Regions from separate parts of the Homo sapiens genome. Here regions 2 and 3 are each linked to region 1. Evidence: chromatin contacts called from ENCODE Hi-C data. All regions are on one chromosome and are shown on one strand. The core of a region is the stretch at or near the end of the contact, and the rest is flanking DNA. Distances in the headings are between cores, read along the strand shown. Region 1 holds the start of DAAM1 (dishevelled associated activator of morphogenesis 1). Region 2 holds the start of SLC38A6 (solute carrier family 38 member 6). Region 3 holds the start of MNAT1 (MNAT1 component of CDK activating kinase).

The links. Hi-C counts contacts between places; a loop is a spot of excess contacts on that map. Pooled maps may share reads with other maps.
Region 2: a map of CD4-positive, alpha-beta T cell shows a loop between it and region 1 (7-fold over the local background). The contact joins the promoter of SLC38A6 here to the promoter of DAAM1 in region 1. A Hi-C loop is called at or near these places in 4 of 168 maps with a recorded cell type or tissue (CD4-positive, alpha-beta T cell, CD8-positive, alpha-beta T cell and naive thymus-derived CD4-positive, alpha-beta T cell) and 8 of 50 pooled maps.
Region 3: a map of CD8-positive, alpha-beta T cell shows a loop between it and region 1 (4-fold over the local background). The contact joins the promoter of MNAT1 here to the promoter of DAAM1 in region 1. A Hi-C loop is called at or near these places in 2 of 168 maps with a recorded cell type or tissue (CD8-positive, alpha-beta T cell and naive thymus-derived CD4-positive, alpha-beta T cell) and 7 of 50 pooled maps.

The regions. Positions count from the first base shown.
Region 1 is chr14:59,186,436-59,191,227 of GRCh38, reverse strand. DAAM1 (dishevelled associated activator of morphogenesis 1) reads right to left here and starts at 2,561. Exons shown (of 25, transcript NM_001270520.2): 1 at 2,460-2,561. RefSeq lists enhancers at 929-978, 1,409-1,568, 1,279-2,038, 2,819-3,058 and silencers at 1,929-2,148, 2,209-2,348.
Region 2 is chr14:60,978,979-60,983,770 of GRCh38, reverse strand. It overlaps SLC38A6 (solute carrier family 38 member 6), which reads right to left and starts at 2,526. Exons shown (of 16, transcript NM_153811.3): 1 at 2,389-2,526; 2 at 1,133-1,263. The coding sequence starts at 2,493. It overlaps TRMT5 (tRNA methyltransferase 5), which reads left to right and starts at 2,692. Exons shown (of 5, transcript NM_020810.3): 1 at 2,692-2,808; 2 at 3,885-4,540. The coding sequence starts at 2,798. RefSeq lists an enhancer at 2,423-2,802.
Region 3 is chr14:60,732,371-60,737,162 of GRCh38, reverse strand. It overlaps MNAT1 (MNAT1 component of CDK activating kinase), which reads right to left and starts at 2,402. Exons shown (of 8, transcript NM_002431.4): 1 at 2,212-2,402. The coding sequence starts at 2,300. RefSeq lists enhancers at 2,109-2,178, 2,289-2,388.

The DNA of each region.
Region 1 (4,792 bases), core at 1,312-3,811:
AAATAAGATCGTAAGTGTCAACCACCAAGCACACAGCAATCCCAAGCATTTACCTGACTATGGATACACATGCACAGACACTCTCATATACACACTTTCCCCCATAATTGCAACATCTGTGATAATGCACATTGGTATAAAATGCAAGCAGAGGGGAAACAAAATATTTATATGTCAATTACACTTAATGCAATTACAAATAACTGCATTCATTAGGAATCTATAAAAAGGCAAAACCTAAACAATTAGTTATAATACTAAAGTATAATTAGAAGGGTCCAGATACTGGAATAATAGTAGTGGTAGTATAAACAGTATTATAAATAGTCACATAGCTGCCTTGTCCATATAACCTGACGGCACAGTATCAGAAGCCAAGTTTAAACCCTTAACTTCAGATTACTTTGGGGTCGGGGACGAAAAAGGACAATGACCAAGTCTATCTTGGAATCATAGGCCATTGCGCCTAGAATTAACGTTAGGAAACCCTCTCTACCCTTTCCTCACATTACCAAAGAGAAGACTGAGGTTCCCAGAGGTAAAGGGTTAATCCCAACGTGGAGTAGCCAGTGACTGACAGAGCCAGAGTAGGACCCAAGGCTCCTGGTTATGGCCCTGCATGCTTCACCCTCAAGGACCTGCGCCCTCTAGCCTGGCTTTAGATTTTATGAGAACCACAAGGGACTGCAGTGTCTTCCAGCCGTTATTAATTGTCCCTAATCACTTCCAATCAGCTGCACCTAGAGCAAATTGAGGGCCTTTGCTGGTGACCAGAGAGCTCTCTTTATGCACAACAGGGGAGGGCGCCTTTCATGACAAAGCTGCCTCCAACACCATAAACTACCTTATTGGGGAAATGATGCGGCTAGCCCGAAAGGGGGAAGAGATTTTTCAAATTATAATTTTCAGAGTTTGCCTCAGGAAAAAGGCGCCAAACAATTAGTTTCAGGGAGAGAGGTGGCGTGATGAGGTGTGGCACGGGGAAGGGAAAGGGGTTTAGAACTGTGTCCAAGCTATTTAGGAGAGAAAGGGGAGAGTCCCGGGGCTGTGAAAGGGGCGAGGAGGAGAGAGCAGCTGGGCCAGGGCGAGCGTTTGACCACACCCACTAGCCACTCCCTCCCAGCTGCCCGCAGAGCCACATCGAATCGAAACAGCAGTGGCAGCGGCTAAGATTCCGAAGGCAGGAGTCGCCATGGCAACGGGATTCATCTTGCAGGCAACTCCGCTTCGATTCACTGGGTCCTGCTCGAATCTCAAGAAACTACCAGCAAAACGGTCACGGTGGCATTTGCTCTTGATGCTCTCCAGAAAGTGGAGATGAAGGAGAGGGGAATGGAGTTCAGGCATCACTAAATATGTTATGGGGCGAGAGGTAGCTCCGCAAAGCCAGGCCGTGAACAACTTGAGACCTTAGCAGGGTTTGATGAATGAGTAAACGAACAAATGAAGGTACTAGGAAAGGCAAAGAACATCCAGAGGACTGAGAGCTCTGGGCCTCCTGCACGTCTCCACTCAGAGGGCAAGCCGATCACAAGCAGTTGGCTTTCAGAACCAGCTGGGTAAACCCGATTATCCAGCCCTCCTGCCCCACAGCGAGCCTAATCATTAGATTATCCGACACCTCCACCCCCGCGCTACCACCTCCTGGCCCAGGGCTTCAGGGCAGGCGCTTCGCCCCAGCCCAGGTGCTCTACACCAAGGGACCGTGGAGACTGAGATGCGCCCTCCCGAGAGGGACGGGCGGCAAAAGCCCTCTGCGGTGCCTCACAACCGGGTCCGCAGGCGGCGCAGCCTCCCCGGCCGCCAACACCCTGCTCTCCCTCCGCAACGCCCGATTTCCCTTCTCTCTGTTTTGAAACATTTAGGTCCAACTTAGTCTGAATTACAGGCGCTCCGTCCCTTTCGAATGGGGCTGGAAGTGAGGGTGCCAGGGGCACTGGGGGCTCTGCTCGGACGCGAACGGGTACACGAGTCCCTCCTTCCCTGTCGCCACCGCCGTGTCCACCAAGCCTGCCTCGGGGTTCTCCCTCTCGGAGCCGCCGGGCCGGGAGCTCGCGGACGCCGCTGCAGTACCCGCGGCCCCAGCCCCGGGGAGCCTTCAGCAAGGCGGCGAGTGTTACCCCGCCAGCTCCTCGGCCAGCCGGGCGCCTTAGAAAGAAAGGGAGGGACCCCAGTCCTTGGGGGCGTCTTCCTCCCTGCTGCCTCGGTTTGCGTTGCGCTGCAGCCATTTTCCCACCCCCAGCTAGGCAGCCGAGAGCTGTCTCGGTCCCGTTCCCACCCAGACCCAACCTGAAGGACGGGTTTAATATTTACCTACTGGCCCGGGAGCTCCGGGGAGGCAGCAGGAGGGCGCGCCGCGAACCCAGCGCCCAGCCCACGGAAGCACGCCCACCCCCGCACCACTGAGCAGTGCCACTTAATGAATGAGTGCGGCGGGCAAGGAGGAGCGTCCCCCTTACCTGAGCAGCCCCTGCATGCTGGAAAGGCGGCTCTGCACTCTGGGTACAATGGGATCCGGTTAAACAGTTTCCTTCACAGCCGCTCGTAGGTTACTAACTCGCAGGTGACATCACCCTCTCCTCGCCTGATAGGATACAAAGTGGCTCCCACTGCGCATGGACGCTCCGGTCGGGCGCGCAGACTCCTGGGAGTAGTGGTCCCAATCTATTAGCGGAGCCGGGACAGCTTTGCTGTCGGGACTCGCGGAACTACATCTCCCGACACACTCCTCCGCCCTTCTGCCCCGCCTCTTATTCCCGCCCCCTTCAGGACCCGCCCCCTCCCAGCCTTACAGCCTTGCAGTGTTAGCGGTGGTCGTTCCGAAGCCGAGCTGCGGACCGCACGGGAGAGTGGGAGGGCTGCCCTGCGGTCGTGTGTGTTGACTTGACCTCTACTTTGCCCGGCGCGGGCTCTGAAGGATCGGAGAGGTCCGGGGCTCGCGTGGTCCGGCCAGGCTCGCTCTAACTGGTCTTTCTTGGTCCCTGCTGGGAAGGGACGATTAAGACTTTTCTGCCTTCCCCAGGCGTAGCAGCTAATTCAGAGGGCTTACTGTTTTCTGGGTTAAATACGGTCCTCGAATTCTCCCCGCTCAACACTTCCAGAGGATGGGGCGACGCCGGTCCCAAGGCGGAGGAATCTCCTTGTACCCCCTCAATTCACCTTTCTCTTTTCTGCTTCCCGTTTAACGGAGACAAGGTGACCAGGCAGAACGCGGGGAACCACTTAGTCGGCTGAGCTGACAGAATAACGGAGGTTGTCACTACCAGAAGTGCGGTGTGATAGACTAGACAGTCGCCGCAACCCTCCGTCAGGGCGCCTGCTGCTGCTGCAAAGATAATACTATCGTGCAGCCATGCTTTTGTTCATCCCTGCAGCAGACTTCCCGCGCTGGTGGCTCTCCACTCCCAGGAAGAAAACGTCCTTGTCTAAAGTTTTAATAATTGTGTATCTATGTATACACATGTTTTTAAATCCACAACACTCTCACCTCATTTTCCATACCTTTTCAAATATTTTTATAAAGACATTAAACCAAACAACATCGTGCCGTTCAAGAATTGCCCTGCTCTTAACACACCTAAATATTTATTTAAAGGTAAGCAAAAGGTGTGTAGCAGAATTCTGACCCTTTAGGCAGGTTGTATTGTTAATACATAATTTTTTCCGTGGCATTTTTCATTATTCAGTGAATACCAAGTGTCTTTTAATATGAAAAGAATCAATGCATTTAGTTACTCGAGTTGTAAATGTAAATTTTAATGGCATTTGATGTGTCTCAATTCCATATAATGATCAGCTCACACACCCGTTCCACTAGCAAAATCTCTAGAAGACTGTGCATCTTGTGAAAAAAAGGTTCACAATTAAGATTTCAGACAACTCCCTACTGAAGTGTTGGTGGAACTCTTATCATTTATTTTCTCCTTTCATTCTGCAACACTAAGTTGGGTTCAAGTGAAAAAATATTTATGAAATTAGTTGAGGATCTCAGGGGAGAGGAAATGCTTTGTTTTGCTCAGAGAGATGTTTAGCGATGAATTCTGATGTTCTTTTAACAAGCCTGTTCTTTATAGACAAGACCCACTTTTCTCCCCCGAAAGAAGATAGCTTTGAATGTTGCTCTTCTGTCCTCAGCTACTTCTTCCATTTCAAATATTATCTAAAATGAACTCTGACAATATAAATTTTCCCCTGGCCATCAGATCAAGGATATAATCACTGATATTCTAACTAATGGGTAGACTTAATGTAACGCAGTTCATGGTGGAAAAATATTCAGAGAGAAACTTGACCTGGGATGATTCTAAAGGCTCTTCTAATTTTATAACTGTGTAAAGCTTTTAGACTGAAACATAATCAGTGAGCCTGAAATTTATTGAGTCAATAAATTGAATGTGGAGCCTTTCTGTTAAGACAGGGCTTATCCTTGTAGATAAAAGTATGTTACTGAGGCACACTCTGAGGAGTAATTTTAATGGAGAAATCACCTTACAACAAGTTCTCTTGGCTCTTCAGTAATGAAGGAGAAGATGCAGTCTGTCTGAAAACAAAAATTCCATTCTCTTTAACAATATTATAGGGATGTGCCATGTGACATAGTCATCTCCATATAAAGGACAGCATACACAATAGACTGTAAGCACATAAATGTGGAGAAATGCACATGTGAACTGCTCTTCCTATCTAATAGCTATAAATATAGATAATAGATGTAGAAAGAGGGCATTGTGTTTGGAAAAATTATCTGCAAGTGGTGATGGATTTGAACTGATCCCTGCACAGTTTCATTGGT
Region 2 (4,792 bases), core at 1,277-3,776, 1.8 Mb before region 1:
CTTGCTTAAGGTGTCACATATAGTTTTTAATTTTAAAAATAATGAAAGTTTGTGAGTACATTCCATAATAAAAGCAAGTTGGGTTACTTAAAAGTTGCTTTGCTTATCAAAAAATTTGGAATAAAAGCAGGAAATAAACATAAAAGAGACTCCCTAGGCATTTTAAATTTCCTAGTAAATAGATCTGCTTCTACTGACAAAGCCAATTTGTTAATTCATTCTATTAGCCATGTGGTGCTAGATGCTAAGAATAAGGTCCAGTTATAAAGGATTTTTCTATTTTTTAAATTTTTTAGACAGGATCTCACTCTGTCACCCAGGCTAGAGTGCAGTAGCCCAATCATGGCTCACTGCAGCCTCAACCTCTCAGGCTCAAGCAGTCCTCCCAAGTAGCTAGGACTACAGGCGCACTCCACCATACCAGGCTAATTTTTGTATTTTGGGCAGAGATGGGGTTTCACCATCTTGCCCAGGTTGGTCTCAAACTCGTGGGTTCCAGTGATCCGCCTGCCTTGACCTCCAGTTGTAAAGGATTTCAGTTTAGTGGGAACATTAATTTCCAAACATATCATTGTAACAATTATAATAACAGAATGAATATACAAAGTACTATGAAAGCACAGAATATCCAGGATTGTCTTCTATTTTGGGCAAACTGGCCTACAAGCTAAGTCCTGAAACATAAAAAAGAACAGGCACAAAACACATGTCTGGCCTCTGAAAGTGAAATAAGACTACTTAACAATACAAAGAGACAGCGAGGAATGAAAAGATTATGTGTTGTATTTGCACTCACAAAATTGCTATTTGGAAGTTAATCTGCATGGCTTTGATTCACTTTGGCCAAGGAGATACAATGAATATGCCACTCTTAAGTGTCATATTTCATTATAAATGAAATGTGGATCAAGTTCCCATTTTTAAAAACTAGTCACACTTCTGTGTATTTAAGAAGCTATGTAGTAGCCCTCCAAGGTACACACTAGCAACAAGAATAACAAGAAAAATGCTAAAACCCCAGAAATAACTAACTAGAAATTGTATAATAGCAGCTTCTGGAATCTATCTCTCTACTTCTCCGTATATTATCAAAATGGAAAAAAAAATTTGATGCTAAAATATGAAGACTCACCTAAATCCAAAGACACCGGTATTAGCCAAAACATAAGCTAAGCCAAGGATGCCACTTCCCATGATGGCATTCATCAAATTAAACACTGATAAACCAAATGAAACACCTGGGGATCGCTGTCTGTGAAGTTCCTGTAAGCACACAAATTTAGTAGTGTTAAATGTTTGGACGGTGAAGTTAAAATTTCGTAAAGAAATTCCATAAATGAAAGATTATGGAAAAAAGCTGCAAACCACCAGGGTTTGTATGACACACTCGTTGCTTAACCAACACTAATTTCCTTTCCTTTCCTTCCCACCTCCCACTACTGCAGCTCCAGGAATCTAGGGTTTCTTAGGAAAATGATTTCCACCAGTACACAAGACAGGCAGAGTTCAGGAAGGGCCATGACTAACCTTGTGACTGCAAGAGATGAAGATAGGATGGGAATGGAGTGGGGAGAGAGAGGAGGGATAAGGCCTCAGCTCATGTGATTACTAAAGAATTGCTGAGTCAACCTGGGACTGCTGTGGGCAGTTGTTTCTCCTCAATTACTAGGACTGCACAACTAATCTCTACTTATATATCTAATGAATTAGTTCTACCAAACTGGAAGGATGGTCAGGAATATCTTGCAATGACAATATTATAAACAGAAGCAATTCACGTTGTTCTGGCAGTATCCCTGAAAACATCCCCCTCCCCACAAACAGCACCGGGAACAAAGTCCTGGGAACAGTGTCTAGGACTCGAGTTAAAAAGCGGAGTGCCCACTGCACAGGCTTTAGGGTCAGGAACGTGCTATGCACTTACTACCAAGCCACTTCCATTCTACCGCTAAGAATTTCTGTATTAAAATGTTTATTATTTTCCCTCCCCCCATGACTAAGTCGGAAGAGGAAAATCCTGTGACTCTTGCAAAGACCTCACGAGACTGGTGGAGAAAATAAGGTGACAAAAATACTAACTAACAGCAGTGAGTACATAATCCTAGGGCCGCTCATCCCATCATGTTCGCAGCTTCCACTCAACGCTGCATCTCTTCCACCCGACGCTTTTCATCTTTTCTTTCTAGAGTATGCTAGGCTGCTATCACGTTCATAACTGCGCCAATCTCATCTGAATCTCGGCGGCTGCCTTCAGACCCCATCCCCCAGGGTTCAGGCTCCAGCATCTCCCCTGTCCCGGTGCGGTCCTCCTTTTCTGGGTCTTATTTGGCAGGCACTTGAGGGAAGCCGGAGGGCGTCAGCGCGGGGAAGCGAACACAGCCCACTTACGTTGCTTAGCAACGGACTCAACTCTTCGGCCTCCGCTTCTTCAGGCTGCTGGACAGAGACATACCAGCCCCGCTCAGCGTTGAAGCTCCCCCAGGACGCCTCCATGCTGCTCTCCAGCTGACTACCAGTTCCATCTACGAGCCTCTACCCCTGCCCTGCGCTCCAGTCGTCGGTCGCGCCAGAGGCGGAGCTTTGAGCCCGGCCCTTCCGGCATTCCGTACTTCACCAGGGCCTGGAAGGAGAGGAGCGAGTCGACTTGATCTGATGACGCGCGCCCTCTTCGCGGCGAACAGTGATGATGTCATAGAAGACCCGCCCATCCACCCGCGACCCACATCCGATCGGTACCGGAGCGGGAGGTGAGGGGTCGGCTCGCGGATCCAGCTGCAGAGCGACGTGGGGAATTGGAATGGTGCTTTGGTGAGGTGGCGGCCGCGTTAGGGGCTAATGGTCCAGGGGAGGTACCAGCCCGCCCAGGGCTGCTCTCTGCCATGTGCTGCCTGGGCACAGAAACATCGCGAGGTCACCCACCCGCCTAGGTGCTGAGCTTAGTTTCGAGGTTCTGGATAGTAAGGAATGTTTCAAAAGCCTTTCGCCACATTTTACTGGTGGGAAAACCGAGACTTATAGTAATTTATCCAGGGTCACCCAGCTGGTCAGCTGCTAGAACCAATTTGATCTCTGACGGTGAAGTTAGACTTCGTTGCTTTACAGGATTCTGGGACAGGGCCCTTTCCCCTTACAAGTAAATTCTTTGGTATTTTAGAAGACAGTGAATAACTGATACTATGCATATAACAATCAGCAAAGCTCTCGTCCTCAAAATACAGAAGCCTCTAGTTAAAGGCAGGACATGTGGCAGTAAAGCATCGAAAACAAACAACAGAGCAATATATTAAGAACACAAGCACCGAAGTCAGTCAAAACTAGGTTTTAATCCATGTTTAGCCACTTATCAGCTGGGAGACTTTGGGTGGGTTACCTTACGTCTGAGCTTTAGTTTACTTATTTACAAAATGAGGGTGCAATACTGCACACCTCCCAAGATTCATAATGTACATAAAGCATTTAGCGCAGTATCTGACACAATAAGCACCCATGAGACTATCCTAATAAATATCACCACTAGTAATGGTCATGTATAATGACTATTTCATTTACAGATGACCATTTAACTCATACTTCAGTCTTCCAATCCCAAATGTATTATCTAGAAAATTGTGGGTGAAGAGGATCATTGAGTATGGCTAATGGATCACTAAGCCCTCTGAACTGGGAGCAGATGGGTTGAAGGTGTAAATTTAATATATACCACTATTATCTACCACTAATACGACTTCCTGAAGAAGTCATCCTAGTCTGGAAAAGATAGTATACTTCCCACACATCACTAAACGTTTTATTTGTCAGCATTTAGCCCGTTATTTGAGATAGTAGAATTTAGATTTTTATTCTCAAAAGCTGTCGTGTGTGAATTTTTTTTTTTTTTTTTTAAGGATCTTATGGAGGCCATTTGGATTCTCAGGAAGATTTCTGAAACTGGAAAGCCATAGCATAACTGAATCAAAATCGTTGATTCCAGTAGCTTGGACATCCCTGACACAGATGCTTTTGGAAGCACCTGGTATTTTCTTATTGGGTCAAAGAAAAAGATTCTCAACCATGCCAGAAACAGAAACACATGAGAGAGAGACTGAATTGTTTTCACCACCTTCTGATGTCCGAGGCATGACAAAACTTGATAGAACAGCTTTTAAAAAGACAGTCAACATTCCAGTGCTTAAAGTGAGGAAAGAAATAGTCAGTAAATTGATGCGATCCCTAAAAAGGGCAGCATTGCAGCGCCCAGGCATAAGACGTGTGATTGAAGATCCGGAAGATAAAGAAAGTAGACTAATCATGTTGGATCCCTATAAAATATTTACTCATGATTCCTTTGAGAAAGCAGAACTCAGTGTTTTAGAGCAGCTTAATGTCAGTCCACAGATCTCTAAATACAATTTGGAACTAACATATGAACACTTTAAGTCAGAAGAAATCTTGAGAGCTGTGCTTCCTGAAGGTCAAGATGTAACTTCAGGGTTTAGCAGGATTGGACATATTGCACACCTAAACCTTCGAGATCATCAGCTGCCTTTCAAACATTTAATTGGTACGTGTGTCATAGTAATATTCATGTATTTGAAGGGAATTTGCAAATTGTTAATTTTAGCTTTAAAAATTATTTTTTTTAATGCCAAGTTACAGAGGCAGAACATTTTATCATGTTAACTTTAAGCTAGATCTTGAGCTACATACCCTCTTTTGAGGGCCATTTTGAAATATCTTCTTTAGTCATAGCAAGTTCCAAATACTGGTCCAGGCTTTTGTGTACAACAATACATCAGTGTAGATTAAACTTGAA
Region 3 (4,792 bases), core at 1,153-3,652, 1.5 Mb before region 1:
CAAAAAAATCAGTGAGTTCTCTCCTCCATTCAGAAACAGCAGTGTGTTAGCCTAGATTAAAGTACTTCTTTAAAAGGATGATTAATTAGACAACATGCTAAAGAGTTCATATTAAGAAAATTACAACAGAGTCCTTATAATTAAAGCTGTATTTTCACATTTCATAGTGTACTGAAATCATTTAAAGCTAATCATTATTGTGCAAGTATTTCATAGCAGGCCAAATAAGTCCTGTTTTAATTTTATTTCTGCTTATCACCCATGCCACACAAAGAATAATAATAATAAAATAGCCAATATATAGTAAACAAATATTATGTGACAGAATACTAAATATCTCTAAATATTTTCCATATATTATTTAATACTTAAGGACCGTGATACAAGCAGCACTATTTTCTCTATTGTACCAACAAGAAGAACGGCTAACAAAGAGTTAGTCATTTCCCTAAGGCCACAGAGCCGGTAAGAGTAAAGAATGTGAAATCAGACAGGCTCATTCCAAAGCTTGTTCTCTCAGCCAATACGCTACAGCTTTTCACTCATTTTGTTCACATTTCAAGTCAAAAAAGGACTGTAAAATGTAGCCTGTTATCTAACAGGTTAGCAAATTAACCACATTAAATGCAACACCAGAATGAATTAGACAAAAGTCTTAACTCTTAGATCTTAACAAAAAGGGCTGAGGATACAACAAAAGCAATTTCAATTAAAATAAATATTTTATACTTGCCCAATTAAAATGCCATTTATGTTACTGAAATCGTATAATCTTCCCTGAATGGCTAAGTGCTGCTAGGCCAGAAAATTACATTTAGCATCCTTCTGGTAAATTACATTTAGTTAGTATCCTTCCCAAAAAAAAAAACAAACTCTCTTTCCTGTTCCACCATAACAAACCTGATAAAGAAAAATGGAGAGAAATTGAACGAAATCTCTCTAAAAACAGTCTATCTACAGTGTTTTTCCATGTAGAATTCCCTTTTCCATGCATTCTTCTTGATTACTTTTACCTTACTTCTAATCTTAAATCATTCAATCACAGCTCTACTATACTTCTTTGCAGAGTAAAGCAAAGGAAAATAAAGATCAATTAGAAAAGTTAAGTAAGCTAATAAATTCCATATAATAATTATAGCTACAGCTAATCATGCAATTTATGCTTACCTAAAGACCCTGTCATTGCTCTACATTTTTGTCAGCACTTGGGGGGTTGGGAGGAGACCTTGTCTACACACTGTAGATTATCCATTATTTTTTGCCTCCAATAAACCTGAAAGAAACTACAGGAATATATGCTCGCCATTACATGGCACCTTTTTATCTCAAAGTGCTTTCTAGAACCACCTTCACTAAACCACATCTGACAAGAAATCTGGCAAGAAACACTTTGACCAATCCCTGTTTCAAAATACACAAACTCAACCTCCCTCCTTCTGCCCCCTTCCCCTGAAAATGGGCGTTCTAAAGTCAGACTTCCTGGGTTCCAATTCTCTCAAGGCCCACTTAATAAGGGACCTTGAGCAGTCTCGATTTCCTTCCCTGTGAAATGGAAATACCAGTATCTACTTCATGGGACTGTTGTAGGAATGAACTGAGATAATTCATGGTAAGGCGCTTAGAACACTGTCTGGCACAAAATGTGCACTCAAATGCCAGCCATTATTATATCTTCAAAATTAACTACCTACAGTCCGGGTTTTCTTCATTTTAGTGATGGGAGTCTAACCGAACTCCATCAGGACAAGTGGGCATACACACAGGGTTTTTTAATTAACTCATACAATAAATAGCAGCAGTATATACTCAAGCAAATTTTAAGTTTTCATAGCACTTTCGCACTTTTTCAATAAAAACATTTCATATGAAATAAACACTCCAATCCCCCACGCTTTTAATCAGCGATGTCCAGAGCCCAGTAAACAACACAAAGCCTGGAAATACAGTCGGGATACTCATTGGCTATGGAAGGGGGAACCTGACAAACTGCTGGATGCCACACTGAGAACCCGCAGTTCAAAGCAGGCCAGAGCCGCTCGGGGCTAGCGGCTACAGTCTATTTAAAGTCACAACGCCTTCTTTTCCCATTTTCCTCCCCAGTGTTGAAACTAACAACGCCCTTTGCTCCCAAGACGAGGCCTAGCATCTCCCGGTCCTCTCCTCCCACCCAGCGCGTCTCTCCCCCAGGGAATCCACTGCCGCCCAACTCACAGAGTGTGTCCGCACACATTCACCATCAGCTTCAAGGAGGGGTTCCGATATTTGGTGGTCTTACACCGAGGGCAACCCTGATCGTCCATGGCGGTTTCCCTCCTACAGACTCTCGCAGGCGCCTGTTTCAGCCAGAGCCACCTACAAGCCCCCTCAGACGCGACCAAGCAGGTTCCTACCAACAGGCGCTTGGCAGAGACGGTCCCTTCGCGAAAGAGCACCGGCAAGGGGCGAGGCGCTGCAACACAAACGTTCCGGCAGTCAGTTCCCCCGGTCTTGCATCTAGGGCTTGGTCTTAGCCTTCCATAAAGCAACTTAATACCTTGAATTTGACAGGGGAACTTTTAAAATGGCAAATTATACAAAGCCTTATCTCCACGCACCCAGTTGCATTTTTCAAGGTACTGTGTCACAATTAGGAAGATAAATTCCATCTTGTTCTGTCTGGAAACATTCCCATGATTTCAAAGATTTATGAGCGGTGTACTTACTTTCTTTTGGACCATTTAATAGCCTGTGCTTTATACTTCTTTATAATTGCATAGTCATGTCAGCTCAGCTGATAATATGCATTCGCAGATACAAAATATGAAAAAGCTATCTACTCCATCAGACAGTATTTATTTCCCCAAATACCTAGGAAAAAATCATATAAGAATACATACAGAAAAATTTAGTTCTGCAATTCCAAGATCTGATAGCCTGAATATCTTTGTAAATTGTAAACCATGTTCATCACATTTATCAAGAAGGCAAATTGAAGTCTGTAAACAGCTCTATTAAATAATAAGCTTTCCCACTGTAAAGGACACATCTTATTCATCTCCAAAATAAAGATTTGTTGATTCTTAATGAGTAAGTAGACTAAGTGAAGAATTAATGAATGACTATCAAACAATAGTGTAATGTGAAAATTTTTAGTGTCAAACATTTTTTGTAACCACCTTCATCTGACCCAAACTCCATCAGAAGGGAACATGCAAACTAGATTTTTCAAATAATCTGATACAATGAGTATAAGCTATAAACATTTATAGTAATTTTAACTCATCATAGAACTTGTGTTCTTTTCAATAAAAAGTAATATTCAATTCACATTTTTAAACAGTGAACCTGGTAGGGAACCCAAAACCCAAAAATACAGTTGGGATTTCCATGGGTATAGAGAGGGATGCTGACAAACAGCTGGATACCACACCCAGGAACCAGCAGATCAAAGCAGGCTGTGACAGAGCTTTACATTAGTATGAAGACATCAAGGATTCATCTAATAAATAAACCATATCATCTCTTTGATCATAATATTGTTCCTCAACAGGAGTTAACCAAACATAAACTTACTAAAATAGGTAACACCAAATACTATGCTACTATGCTGACCCGGAGGCTTATTATGCTGCTGCTATTGTCTTATTGAAAGACCACATCCAGACCAGTTACATGATTCAGAGTGAAGCTCTTCAAGAACAAAGGCAACTCTAGTACTTTATATTTTGGACCATTTAATAGCCTGTGCTTTATACTTCTTTATAACTGCATAGTCATGTAAGCTCAGCTGATAACATACAAGAAACTTCTGGTGAAAGAATGAATATGTCATATGTGCAAATAAAATTTTTAGCCAATACTACATTGAGGTCATCCACTCAGATGGCATTATAGTTTATTGCCACTAGGACAATTTTTGTGTGTTTGTTTGTTTGTTTTGAAACAGGATCTCCTTCTGTTGCCCAGGCTAGAGTGCAGTGGCCCGATCACAATTCATTGCAGCCTTGAACTCCTGGGCTCAAGTCATCCTCCCACCTCAGCCTTCTAAGTAGCTGGGACCTCAGGCACTAGCCACCAGTCCCAGCTAATTTTTTATTTTATTTTTTTAAGAAATGGGATCTCACTATGTTGCCCAGGCTGGTCTTGAATTCCTGGGCTCAAGCAGTCCTCCTACCTCAGGCTCCCAAAGTGCTGGGATTACAGGCATGAGCCTGTAATGATGCCCAGCTATCCAGGACAGTTTTAATTACGTCTTTGAAGATGAGACCCCAACCACGTTGCGAAGTGAATTGCTTTTCCTTTCTCCCAAAACTTAAGATTAAGGCAAAGAAAGCACTAAAGATTGTGAGAAGCAGCAATGCTACAAGCTTTATCCTTTTCCTAGGTGGGAAACTACTAACTTGGAAGCATGGTAGCAACAGCTGACTTGGAAATCTGTCAGATAAGCTTTACTTATGGACCTAAAGACAGTAGAAAATAGCACTTATAGATTTGGTCTCTAGTACCAAGAGAGCTGAATTCAAGTGCTGGCTTCATCACATGATTTATATGACCTTGAGCCTCAGTTTTCCCAATTCTAAGTTCAGGATAGTACTTGTAAAGAATAAAAGATACTTCATTTAAAACACCTAGCATAGAGTAAGAGCTTAGTAACTGCTGGCCATTATTAATGGTAGCATTAGGATACTGGCAGTAGTATTATCTAAAAGAGGCGGGACAATATAATAATAAGAGCCCAACCTTCTTTTACATCAGTCAGACCTGTGTTTGAAGCAAATTTCCAATCCTCCCGTTCCTGTTTCCTTCTTGCATA